Regions from separate parts of the Homo sapiens genome. Here regions 2, 3 and 4 are each linked to region 1. Evidence: chromatin contacts called from ENCODE Hi-C data. All regions are on one chromosome and are shown on one strand. Each heading gives the region's core, a stretch centred on a gene start or an enhancer-like site at or near the end of the contact. The rest is flanking DNA. Distances are from core to core; before and after follow the strand shown.

Region 1 (2,905 bases), core at 207-2,706:
TATGGAACCACTGTGATATATGTGGTCTGATATTGACCGAAACCACATATCTCATTGGGATTCGTGTATGGATTGGATGTGCTGTGTTAGAGAAAGAAAGGAGGCAAGGATAACTGCAAAGATTTTGCTGAACAACTGTAAGAGGGGGGTTGCCGTTCCCTGAAATGAAGACTGTGGGAGAAGCAGGTTTAGGTCATGGTCATTGGGCCATAATTTATACCTCTGGTCTGCATGTTACTTTCTTCTTTTTTTTTTGAGACAGAGTCTCGCTGTGTCGCCCAGGCTGGAGTGCAGTGGCGTGATCTTGGCTCACTGCAAGCTCCGCCTCCCGGGTTCACGCCATTCTCCTGCCTCAGCCTCCCGAGTAGCTGGGACTGCAGTCGCCCGCCACCACGCCTGGCTAATTTTTTTTGCATTTTTAGTAGAGACGGGGTTTCACCATGTCAGCCAGGATGGTCTCAATCTCTTGACCTTGTGATCCGCCCGCCTCGGCCTCTCAAAGTGCTGGGATTACAGGCGTGAGCCACTGCGCCCAGCCCTGCATCTTACTTTCTATCAGGCCAGTGGTGTTTCTTTGTGAACTGGCCTTCCTGTGGCCTTAGTTCAGGGTCCATGTGCTTGCAGTCCACACATGTGAGCAGTGAGCTGTCCTGTTACTTTTGTGCTGTGACATTTCTCCTCTGGCACTGGGGTTTTATTGAAGCTGTTTAAGAGGCTTCCACACCAGGACTATTACTAGAGCCCAAGTTAGTAGGGTTGCTCACAGCTACTGTCTAAGGACAGTAAAAGCAAGTCCCCATCTTGCCTTTATGTCATGCACTTCTTTGTCTTGTGCTTGCAGGTTGCAGTCTGCTGAGCAGACCTCCAGGCCTCTCTGGGCCTCTGTGCTCCTGTCTGTAAATGAAGGGGTAGGATGGGCTGCTCTGTAATGGCTCCCCAATTCTACCCTCTACACATGCCTAGACCAGACTTCTGACTTCTTTTGTAATCTCTGAATTACTTTGATTCAGTTGACCTCTCTAAGGCTCATCTTATGTAAATAATGAGCCTGTAAACCAGGGTCCTGTGACTTTGGAGTCCTTCCTAGACTATAGGCTCCTCTGAGCACCTGTGGGTATATAGTAAATGGATTTAGGACACAGCAACCTGGAATCACTCCCAGCCCTGAGTATGAGCATCTGTCACTGGAGGCCTGTTCCAGGCTGTTCCTGGCTGCAGCATTTTGAGCTGAAGGCAGGCTGACTAGGGCAAGGTTAAATTCCACCATCCCTAACCCCTTTGCCTATTACTTGTTGAATGGTTTCTCAGGTTAGGTTCCTAAGAACAATGGTTCTTAAACTGTGATCTCTGGACTGGCAGCATCTGCATCATCTGGGAACTTTTTAGAAACAGCTTGTCTGACCCACTGAGTCAGAAGTTTGGGGGTGGAGCCCAGGAATCTGGGTTTTAACAAGCTTTTTAGGTGATGTCATGCGTGTCAAGCTTTGGGAAGCAATGCCCTAGGGGCCAAGCCTGAGTCAGATTCCGGTACATGTAATTTGTTGGGGGCATGCTCTCAGGAGGAAGTGGGGTGAGGAAAGTGGAACTGGGCAGGGGAAGGAGCTCAGCAAAGGTGTGAGGGCTAAGGGCTCAGGCTGATCCCCTGGGGAGATGTGGAGCATGAATTGACTCAGAGTTAGTCCCATGTTTAAGGCAAGGGAGTGAGCTTTTTGTGCCCCTCTTAGTCATTGGCTGTGGGCTGCCCATCCTGGAGTGGGGCGGGCAGTGTGCAACCTCCTAGATGAGTTTGGCAAAGGACGATTCTCCAGAAAAGGATGCAGCTGTGAGCCCTTAGCAGCTGACATTGACAGCAGCTGGGAAGTATTTACCTGTCTGAGGCAGCTGGGTGGGACACCTGTGGCCTCCATGTCAGTTCTCATGGCTCCTTCTGCATTCACCCAACCCCTAGGTATTACAGTAAAGATAAACTGCAAAGCCTGTCCCTGGATATCACCTTAGATGCATTGGATGCCCTGGTGAGATGGGCCAAGCAGGGATCTTTTACAGGTTAGGATACAGACTCCAGAAGGTGAGACTGAAACGAAACTGTTTCCAGGCTCAGACAGCCTTTCCCATCATGACATGTGCAGCCCTCTGCAAGAGCATCATATTACCCATTACTGGCTTTGTGGCTGGGTCACGTCCTTTTGTCTTAGTGAGTTCAGAGGTGTCATAGCCCAGGTAGGCACTGGGGATGCCAGTGCATGATATGGTTCCCTGCCTCCAGAAGCCCAGGGTGCACTGGGATGCCCTGTGTAATTGGGTGCTAAATTGTGGCCCTCACAAAGGAGTGGAAGTTCAGGGAGCAGTTAAGGGACGCTATTGAGGGGGCAGGAGGGCCCTGGGCTTGGAGAGGCAGTGTTTAATGCAAAAGACTTCCTGGTAAACCAGTAACATTGGAGAAGGAATGGCTGTACTTTTAATTCACAGATCCAGGGGAAGATTAACCTGCCTTGTTCTGCTGTGGGTCTCTGCAGCCTTGATACAGCCAAGGGCCCAAAGCCTCAGTGTTTCTGCCTTTGCATTGAAACACTCCTCTGACACTGGGGATGCCTGGCAGTTTTTCAGGTTTTGCAGAAGAATGGACAGTAGATGGCAGCAGATCTTCATCAATCCTCCCAACCCCAGCGATTTAGTCTCGTTGCCCTTGTTGCATAATTTAATTCAGGGGACATTCACCAGGCCCTACCAGACCTTTCTTAAGCAGTCCAGGGGGAGAGAGACAAGTGCATCCCAAACTCTCCCAGGTCCTCTAGAGCCTCTGGAGGCCCCCAGATCTGGAGTGAAAGCCACGGGCGCACAGATGCCTCTCTGTGTCCTGAGGGGGAATGAATTGTGCCAGCCGGGACTTGGAGGAGGCTTACAG
Region 2 (2,905 bases), core at 164-2,663, 810 kb before region 1:
CACAATTTCTAGCTCTGCTTTAGTAGATCTAAGGTCACTGACTCATGACTCAGAAAAGTCAAATGCAAATCATAGGAAAAGCCTGTCTTCACTGCTTCAAAGTTATGTTTACAATAGGCTTGTTATTTACTTTTACTTAAAATTAGAAACAGTCGAAAAAAATGAAATGCATGGCCTACTTTGGTTCCTTTTCAAAATAAACTGGCCTAATGGTTCTCCACAAACACAAGCAACTCAATTTTTAATCAAAAAATGTACTTCTTGCCTCAAAGACTTTACTAAAATAATGTTTTTGGTTCTTAACTATAGAAACAGTTTCACCACTGGAAAATGTGAACATGAGGTAGATACAGCTTAAGAAGTTAAAAGTCTTGAATTAGGAAATTAAGGTGTTGTCATTGACTTTAAACACCTATAGACTTTGTAATTCATATTACAGTTTGGCTTCCCATTGCTCGAAGTGTTTGCCTTCCTAATAATGACAGACTTGCTGTTCTCCCCCAGGCTCTAAAAGGTAGCATGTGGAACCCGGGGGAGTTATGAGACCTGGATTTGGGTTCTCACTGCCAGTTGACAGCCAGATATATGATCTTGGCGTCCATTCGCCCCGCTGGCCTCAGCCTTCCTGCTGTAAAAAGGGGGTTGACAGCAGGCTCCTTAAGACTGCCTCCACCTCTGCCCCCCGACCTTAGCTCATCCTCCTCTATTCCATTATCCCTGAAGCATTTGCCTCCTCATGTATCTCCTTCCCAAAAGACAAGATGGCTGGCAGCACGGAAGTGAAAAGGGAAAGAAAGGCTGTTTAAAAAAAAAAAATTCTAAAATGAGTCACCTTTCAAGAATTTCCCATTTCCTCATGCCTGGGTGCTTCCTCGTGTCGCTAAATCAGTTCTTCCAATGAAACTTGATCTAAGAACCTGGTATTTGTTATGTGCACTGCTCTTGGATGATGTTTACAATGTGCACACATCTCTTTTAAGAGCTTGTAGGTATCAAACGACCTCCAGGTTGTGCATCAAAAAGACATCAGCAGCCACAGAGTCAACTTTAGTTGAGCCTGGAGAAAATCATACAAAACCGTAGAGTTTTAACTAGGTTTTGTATCATCTTTTGATAAGTTAGGAAAAATAATTACAGCTCTCCAAACTTCCCACTTAACAACTCCCAGGACCCTGCAGCACCCTAAAATCTAGCCAGCTCCAAGAATCACTCTCTACTCCATACCCGGATGAGCCTTGACTCACACTAATTCCCTCCCTGAGGCTTAAGTCAGGGGGCAGCTGATGGTTGTGGTCTGTGCTGCTTCCGCCTGGCCTATTTTTCATGCTGCCATTTTGAATTAGCATAGGTTTCCTCCGCAACTGATGCATCTTCTAACCAGGCTGGGAACACAACACGCGCACACGCGCACACACACACGCACGCACCCACCCCACCCGGCTGCCGGACGCAAGCGTAAGTCAAGGACTTGCATGCTAGAATCAGACAGAAAATCCAGAAAAGCCACGTTATTTAACAGAACCCTACAAGGTCAGCTTTGAGTCAAAGCAGGTAACAGTTTCCTTCGATGTTTTCATGGACATTTTTATTCCCAAATCCGAGTTCTCGCCAATTCTCTAAAGTTCAAGCGCCCCTCCTGCTTTGCAGACCACATTTCTCTCGGCCCTCGCGAGTGAGGTCGCCAAATACTCGACGCCTCAAGAGCGAGCCGAGGAGGCAGAGGCCGACCAAGCCGGCCTCTCGGCAGCCCCGCCCGGCGCCCCGCGGAGAACGCCCGGGTGCGGCTCGAGGGAAGTTGTGTCAAGTCCCACGCGCGGCCCGCGGAGAACCCAGGGGCGGCCCGCGCGCGTCGGCCTAGCGGGGAGGGCTGCTCCGGGACACGGTGCGGCGGCCGCGGGCGAGTTGGACGCGCTGGCAGAGCCGGGCCGAAGGCGGCGGGCGTCTCCGGGCAGCCATGTTCGCGGCGCCCGCCCGCGCAGCAGGTACGGCACCTCGGGGAAGGTGCCCGGCTCGCCCCAGACCCCAGGGTGGCGAGGCCAGGGGCCCACAGGCACATCCCAGTGGGCAGCAGGTTGGCTGCCAGGAAAAGGAAACCCAGGAAGAGCAGCGCGGGGAACCCGGCTGCGGTGCGGGAGCCCGGGGCCGGCATCCCTCCACTGCACCCCCGCAGTCCCCGAGCCGAGTCACCCCGGCTTCAGGCCGAGGCCACCTCTCCTCTGACCGCCCCCAGGCTCCCAGCCCGCCCGGGCCAGCACCGGGAATCGGCCTGGGGTAACGCTACCCGCGGGTTCGGAGGGACAGCGGGAGGAGATGAAACGCAGGAGGTGGCGATGGCGGGTGGGGTGAAACCGCCGGGAAAGCAGCGCTGCAAACGCCCTGCGCTCCCAGACGCGGCTCACCTGGGGCGGCGGGCTCCGGGCTCCGCTCTCCGCTCTGCGGTGCTGAGGCTGCGGCCGCCGAGGGTGCGGGTGCTGCCGGGTCCGGATTACTGCGGCGACCTCGGGGGCTGCAGCTGCAGTGGCGGAGGCGGCCGCCGGGCGCTTCCCCCTACCCAGACTCCCGGCGCTGGGGCCCGCCGCCCCCCGCAGCAGCTGGCCCGACTCACGTGACCGCGGGCCCACCCTCCGCCTCCCCCACCCCGGCCCCCGGGGCCCCGCCGCACCCCGCGCGTCTGGCTGCACGGGCCGCGGCGCTGCTCACCGTCGAGTAGGGAGGGGGCCTGGGAGCTGGAGGAGCGGCCGAGAGGGCGTATCTCGCCGCAGAAAGTGGCCCCCTCTTTGCTAGATTTTTATTTCTTGGTTGTGGCTCTCAAAAGGGAAAACCCGGGCTTCAAGGAGCCAGGCCCAGCATCCTTTTGGCGCCTCTTCCCGACGTTTGGTTGCTACGTCCGGGCCTCGGCGCCCAC
Region 3 (2,905 bases), core at 215-2,714, 640 kb before region 1:
AGAGCTGTATTCAAGTTGTTTGATACCAGACAGAAAGCTGACAGTCTGTTCTTTGTAAACTGCCTTTCCCTGTTTTTCTGTTTTGTTTTGTTTCTCAAGTTTCATTTTTTACTAAGCCCCTTCTGACACCTAGGCAGATAAAGATAAGAGTAGTGCGCAGTACAAATGTCAGCTCTGAAGAGGAGGAAGTAAATCTTCAATGCTAGGGCAGATCTTCACTATCCGTGATCCAGTCTTAATTTGAGCATGAGAGCAAAATTTAGTCATCTACACAAGAAGCAAAAGCAAGGAATAGTTGTTGGGTTTTTGTTTTTTGGTTGTTGTTTTTTTTTTTTTTTAGGCAAGAAGTGTTGCCGGTAGGGTATGTGTGCTTTCTTTGCCTTCCTATTTCCTTTCAAAGAAATCTCTTGTAAATTACAAAACTGTGAATTGGGTTGCCAAAAACTGTTGCCCTTCGTTAGATGCTTCAAACAGTGTAAATCCTATACTGCACCCTGTCCACCTCTGCTCCCTCCTCCCTCCCCTGAGAGTGAGGACCTCATCCGACCATGTAATTACCATTCGCTTGCTATTAAAGAGCCTTTCAAACTCTGGTGGTGTTTGCCTCTTTTTTTCTGCCTCCACAATGTTTGGTCCCAAAGGACACCTAATGTGGCTTATAAATGAAGAGCAAAGAGTAAAGGACCGGCAGCTCGCTGTGTGGTTGCTGTTTGTGAGGAGGCTGGGGGAAGAGAGGGAGGAGCTGGTAACATGAAACACTGCCATTGTTCAAAGATTAATCATTTCTGTGTGATGCATTCATATGTCTATTGTGATGCTATAACTGGTAGTTAGTAATTTTCTACTTCTTTGAACCAATACTTTAGTTTTGTGTTTGAGAACCCTATTTTTTCTAGCCTACTTAGGAATTCTTTTTGGCATTAATTAGAAATCTGTATTCTGTGGTCATTCTATGACATGACACCATGTCTCCACCACCTTCCTCCCGGTTATTTATTCACCAAACATGGCATTTAAATAACTCATCTGGAAGTTGATGGTAAGTTCTGTTATTTGATTAAGAGCCAGTTTCTTTCTCCAAATGAATGGGTCTCCATAGAGAGACCCATTAGATTCGATTAGATTTGAGTTTTGCTTTACAGGCACAGCATAAAGGCTTGTGTGTATGTTAGATAGTGTGTGGTCCTTTGTTTTCGATGTGGCTGTTAGAGATTGTACTCAAGTGGTGAGCTCTGTGTCAGCAGTCCCAACCCTGCTCGTGGTGCAGCAGCGGGGGCAGGCGAAGTCTTACTTATGGACTTCCTTTGTTACAGTTATTGTATCCGTCTCACAGATAGAGTTTATAAAATGCAGGTTGGCCCCTTTAAGTGCGGGCACTGGTGTTAAAAATACCCACATTTCCCCCGTGTAATCATTCTGAAATCAGTGGCTGAGGGCAAGAGGTTCTAGCCCAGACTCCTCCTGGGCTGACTGTGGCCCTAGGCATGTCCCCTCCCCACCCCACCGACTTCCGGCTTTGTTTCCTCATCTGTAAAAATAAAGAGTGGGAGACTTGTCCCCGAGTTCCCTTTGGGCACTAGCCCTGACTTGTCTAGGGGAGTCAGGAGTCGGTAGAGAGGACATGAAGCACAGTTGTAATGGAAACACTCACAGAACCAGGGTGGGGCGGCCAGGATTGGCAAAACTGTCCTGGGATTCTGAAGCTCTTTCCCCTAGGATCCCTTTTAGAATTGAAGACGCCAGTTGATATCGTGGCTGTGTGTTAGCCCAAATGCTTATGTCCCTGCGTGTTTTCTCCTGCCTTTCCACACCTTCCTTCCCTTCGTGAAAGTAATAAGGAGTCAGAACTACAACAAAGTAAAATTGGGGTGTTCAGCTTAGGGATGTAATCAACAGTCTCACTCCCTTTAGAAATGAGCCTCGTTTCCATAGTGAAGTTGGGCCGAGTGGGATCCTCCATTGTCATAGAGTTCTTTGTGTACAGGTTTGGGTTGAAGGACAACAAAATAAACAGAACCAGACCCACCACCCAGCATTTGGACGCCACGCCGGGGCTGGACAAAGTGGACTTGCTGTCCGTGTACCTGAGTGTCAGGGTGGTTTTGCCCTGTGCCCTGCCAAATCAGAGTGAATGAACATTCCTGTCTCTGTTTAGCAGACTTGGCCCTTTGGAAACTCAAGAAATGCATCCTGAAAAAGCTGGCACTGTGCTTTCCTCTTAGGACCACAATAGGCAAAAAAAAAAAAAACAAAAAACTGAAGTACTTTCCCTATCTCTAACCCTCCTTTTTTCCTTTTTGGAGTAAACAATGGCATTTGTAATGATCTGGGCAAGTTTTAATTAGGCAGTCAAGGAACAAGGTAGGCATTTTTTTAGGGATCATTTAAAGTAACATATTTTATCCTTATTTTGTTGGGAAATAGGGCAACAATGTACAGTGTAAAAACCAGCAGTAAAATTAAGTTGGCCCTTTCGGATGCTTTTTAATTAGAAGCCTCTAGAGGTCAGCACCACATAAAGAAAGGGCTTTTGAGTTCAGGGTGATCATGATGCCCATCTCCTTGTGGAGCTTTTGGAAAGGAGGGTTGGTGAATGTCCAGGCTGGGGAAAGAGAAGTGAAGAGCCGCCTTCTTTATACATAAACCCTAACATTTGACTGGGTTGTTTTTTTCCCTGCTCACCCATCTTTGCAGCTCCCACACCCCTGCGTCACACACTGTCAGTTCGATAAACATGACTTATTGACCGGTCGATGAAGTGTGCCATTTAGCTCATGCTGAGAAGGGCTGGGGAAATGCCGAAGATGAGATGGAAGGCACATTGCATTTTGCTTGGAGCAAGGTGGGAGGATGCTGGGTGTTCCAAGGCCTTTCAAAATATTTGTTAGCCCGTAGCCTGTTAAAC
Region 4 (2,905 bases), core at 240-2,739, 520 kb before region 1:
TGGGAACACTGAAGTCAGTCTGTGATGCTGGGATGGGGGAGGAGGTGGCAGGAAACATCTATAAGGAGAGGGCACTTAACCAAAATGATGACCATATCTTAACATGATACTGCATATAAAGCACTGGGTACCTTTGTTTTTCCATGTATATATGTGTGTTTGTGTACACAGATACACGTCTTTATATGTATACATATATTCTCCATTTGTTTAAAAACTTGATTCCCATACCCTAAGAGTGATGAAAATCATTACATAAATGACTTATTGCAAATAGTGAAAAGATGACAAAGTATTTCTGTAGTTTTATAAAACACCACTTGCTATTATTATTTTCAAGTAGAGACTAGACATTTTCATAATGGGAGTCTCAGAGCAGGCTGTTCCCTGGGTATCCAGACCCTGCTCTGCCGTGAAGAGACCACACCAACACTGAGGAAGGCACTGAGGAGAATTTTATTACATTTTAGAGAAGTTATAGGATTTTAAAGAGGCAGGTGCCCTAGGATTTAACACAAACAGTTCAGGTAAGAAACCTAAAGTCGGCCTGGTGCGGTACGTCACGCCTGTAATCCCAGCACTTTGGAAGGCCGAGGCAGGTGGATCACTTGAGGACAGGAGTTCAAGACTAGCCTGGCCAACATGGTGAAAGACCGTCTCTACTAAAAATACAAAAATTAGCCAGGCGTGGTGGCACGTGCCTGTAATCCCAGCTACTCTGGAGGATGAGGCAGGAGAATCGCTCGAACTCGGGAGGCGGAGGTTGCAGTGAGCCGAGATCACACCATTGCACTCCAGCCTGGGTGACTGAGCGAGACTCCGTCTCAAAAACAAAAACAAAAATAAACCTAAAGTCCAAAAAAGTAAAATAATTTGCTCACTACAGATAATTTAGTTTGGTGTTGGGCCTAGATTCTAGGTTTTGTGAGTCAGGTGCAGCGTTCCTGGCACCACAGTATTTGCCCTACCACAGAGGGTCAACCTGGATTATCCCGAGTTCTTCCAACTCTGCGCTTCCTCCCAGGTTGGTGTTTCATGAGTAAGTCTGAGATCAAGCTGGCTTTTGAGCTTCTGTTTTTTTTTTTAATCAGTGTGTAACACCAACACCCACCGAAACCAAACGGCTCTGGGCAGAGGACACAGCCATTCACGCCCCCTGCCAGGAAAAGCTGCAGCTGACACAGGCTCCTACAGCGTCGGCGGGCCACGTGCGGGAGGAGGGGCCGCCTTCTGGTTGGCGCCCGGTGTCCGTTCCTCCTATCGGCGTAGGCCCCGCGAGGAAGACAAGGGCGCGCCCTGGCTGGGAGGGCGTGGCCAGAGACCTGTCCATCACCGAGTCCACGAGTGGCAGCACCTACCACACCGCAGTACCTTGGCGAGGCGGAGCAGGGGCAGGCAGGTCGCGGAAGGGGGAGGCGGAGCAAGGCCGGCGGGAGCCAATCGGCCTGGCGGCACGAGGGGGCGGGGGCGGGGTCAACGCGCGCGACCCAAACACACGGGCCGGGCGCACCCTGCAGCCGCGCCGCTCCGCGGCCTTCCGGCGCGGGGCCGGGGAACCTCCTCCCCATCTGCGCACCCCCCGCCTTCGCGGCCCAGATCCTCCCGCCAGCCCGGCCCCTCCTTCGCAGGGGGAGCGAGGCGACGGTTGCCGGGAAGCGCGCGCCACCTCTCCCTCCCATTTTTCGTTCTCCCCTCGCGCGCCACCCGTTTTTCCTCTTTCTCCGTTAATAACAGCTGGGTGGCTGGGGGAGGAGGGAAGGTGGCCCCGGCGGAGTCTGGGCGGGCGCCTCCCACTCAGCCGCCAGCCGCCGTGGGAGCCGGAGGATGGCGGCGGTAGCAGCGGCCGCCCGAGAGGAGGCGGTGCCGAGATCGGGGGCGCCGAGCGCGGCAGCAGAGAGCGGTAGCGGCCCGTCGTGGCGCACCAGAACCGAAACCAGCGGCAGCCGCACGGCCACTTGAGCCGCCCCTTCCTGCTGGAGCCAGCGAGGGGTGCCTGCAGCCGGGACCCCTTCCTCTCCGCGTCTCCTCGTCTCCCGCGCCCGCGTCAGGCCGTCGGCCTCGCCCGCCGCCCCAAGAAGAGCGCGCCGGGCGCCGACTGCCCCTCTGGACGCCGGGCGGCGGCCCTGGACGTGCGGGGGCCTCTCTGGGCCGGCCGCGGCGCCTGGGCCCTGCCCTCTAGCTCCCGCGCTCGCTCCCGCCCTCCCGGCTCTCGGGGCGCAGCGCGCGGGCCCGGCCCGGGGCAGGGCGGACATGGGCGCCAAACAGAGCGGCCCGGCCGCCGCTAACGGCCGCACGCGCGCGTACTCGGGCTCGGATCTACCTTCCAGTAGCAGCGGAGGCGCCAATGGGACCGCGGGCGGCGGCGGGGGCGCTCGGGCCGCCGCCGCGGGGAGGTTCCCGGCTCAGGTGCCCAGCGCGCACCAGCCCAGCGCCTCCGGCGGCGCCGCGGCGGCCGCGGCGGCCCCGGCAGCCCCGGCGGCCCCGCGCAGCCGCTCCCTCGGCGGGGCCGTGGGGAGCGTGGCGTCGGGGGCCCGCGCGGCGCAGTCCCCCTTCAGCATCCCGAACAGCAGCAGCGGCCCGTACGGCTCGCAGGACTCGGTGCACAGCAGCCCTGAGGACGGCGGCGGCGGCCGGGACCGGCCGGTGGGCGGGAGCCCCGGCGGGCCGCGCCTGGTGATCGGCTCCTTACCAGCTCACCTCTCGCCGCACATGTTTGGAGGTACGGACCCCTCTCCGCGCACCCGCGCTCGGTCCTCCCGCGGCTGCACGTGGGCCGTGGCCGCCGGCTATTTTTACCCTTCTCCTTTTCTCCTTCTGCCGGGGCGCCGGGGGCTGCCTCCCGGACCAGCCCGCGTCGGTCTCCATCCTGGAAGAAACCCGGCGCTTAACACCGGCGGTGCCGCTA

What was found. A loop is a pair of places that touch in the nucleus more often than their neighbours do. Pooled maps may share reads with other maps.
Region 2: a loop to region 1 is called in a pooled map, with 8 times the contacts of the local background. The contact joins the promoter of FKBP14-AS1 here to the enhancer-like site in region 1. A Hi-C loop is called at or near these places in 3 of 37 single-sample maps with no recorded cell type and 2 of 50 pooled maps.
Region 3: a loop to region 1 is called in a pooled map, with 7 times the contacts of the local background. The contact joins two enhancer-like sites. A Hi-C loop is called at or near these places in 2 of 37 single-sample maps with no recorded cell type and 3 of 50 pooled maps.
Region 4: a map with no recorded cell type shows a loop between it and region 1 (11-fold over the local background). The contact joins the promoter of ZNRF2 here to the enhancer-like site in region 1. A Hi-C loop is called at or near these places in 4 of 37 single-sample maps with no recorded cell type and 3 of 50 pooled maps.

Annotation. Positions count from the first base shown.
Region 1 is chr7:30,798,260-30,801,164 of GRCh38, forward strand. The region is part of intron 5 of MINDY4 (MINDY lysine 48 deubiquitinase 4); the gene reads left to right. The region is part of intron 7 of INMT-MINDY4 (INMT-MINDY4 readthrough (NMD candidate)); the gene reads left to right. Among named protein-coding and RNA genes, the nearest start is that of MINDY4, 28 kb to the left of the region's middle. RefSeq lists enhancers at 1,541-1,660, 2,527-2,656. Within about 2 kb of position 1,457, at least 6 of the 41 ENCODE cell types and tissues checked have a DNase peak (open chromatin) inside an H3K27ac peak, as active enhancers do.
Region 2 is chr7:29,987,243-29,990,147 of GRCh38, forward strand. FKBP14-AS1 (FKBP14 antisense RNA 1) reads left to right here and starts at 1,414. Exons shown (of 3, transcript NR_187577.1): 1 at 1,414-1,551. SCRN1 (secernin 1) reads right to left here and starts at 2,559. Exons shown (of 8, transcript NM_014766.5): 1 at 2,400-2,559. RefSeq lists silencers at 1,786-1,905, 1,996-2,265, 2,276-2,325, 2,346-2,685.
Region 3 is chr7:30,162,172-30,165,076 of GRCh38, forward strand. MTURN (maturin, neural progenitor differentiation regulator homolog) reads left to right here. Exons shown (of 3, transcript NM_152793.3): 3 at 1-591. Among named protein-coding and RNA genes, the nearest start is that of MTURN, 29 kb to the left of the region's middle. RefSeq lists a silencer at 1,278-1,337. Within about 2 kb of position 1,465, at least 16 of the 41 ENCODE cell types and tissues checked have a DNase peak (open chromatin) inside an H3K27ac peak, as active enhancers do.
Region 4 is chr7:30,283,108-30,286,012 of GRCh38, forward strand. It overlaps ZNRF2 (zinc and ring finger 2), which reads left to right and starts at 1,490. Exons shown (of 5, transcript NM_147128.4): 1 at 1,490-2,719. The coding sequence starts at 2,251. It overlaps LOC124901607 (a long non-coding RNA gene), which reads left to right. Exons shown (of 3, transcript XR_007060274.1): 3 at 1,092-1,147. The region is part of intron 1 of LOC105375218 (a long non-coding RNA gene); the gene reads right to left. RefSeq lists silencers at 1,336-1,765, 1,776-1,825, 1,906-2,295, 2,376-2,455, 2,606-2,735.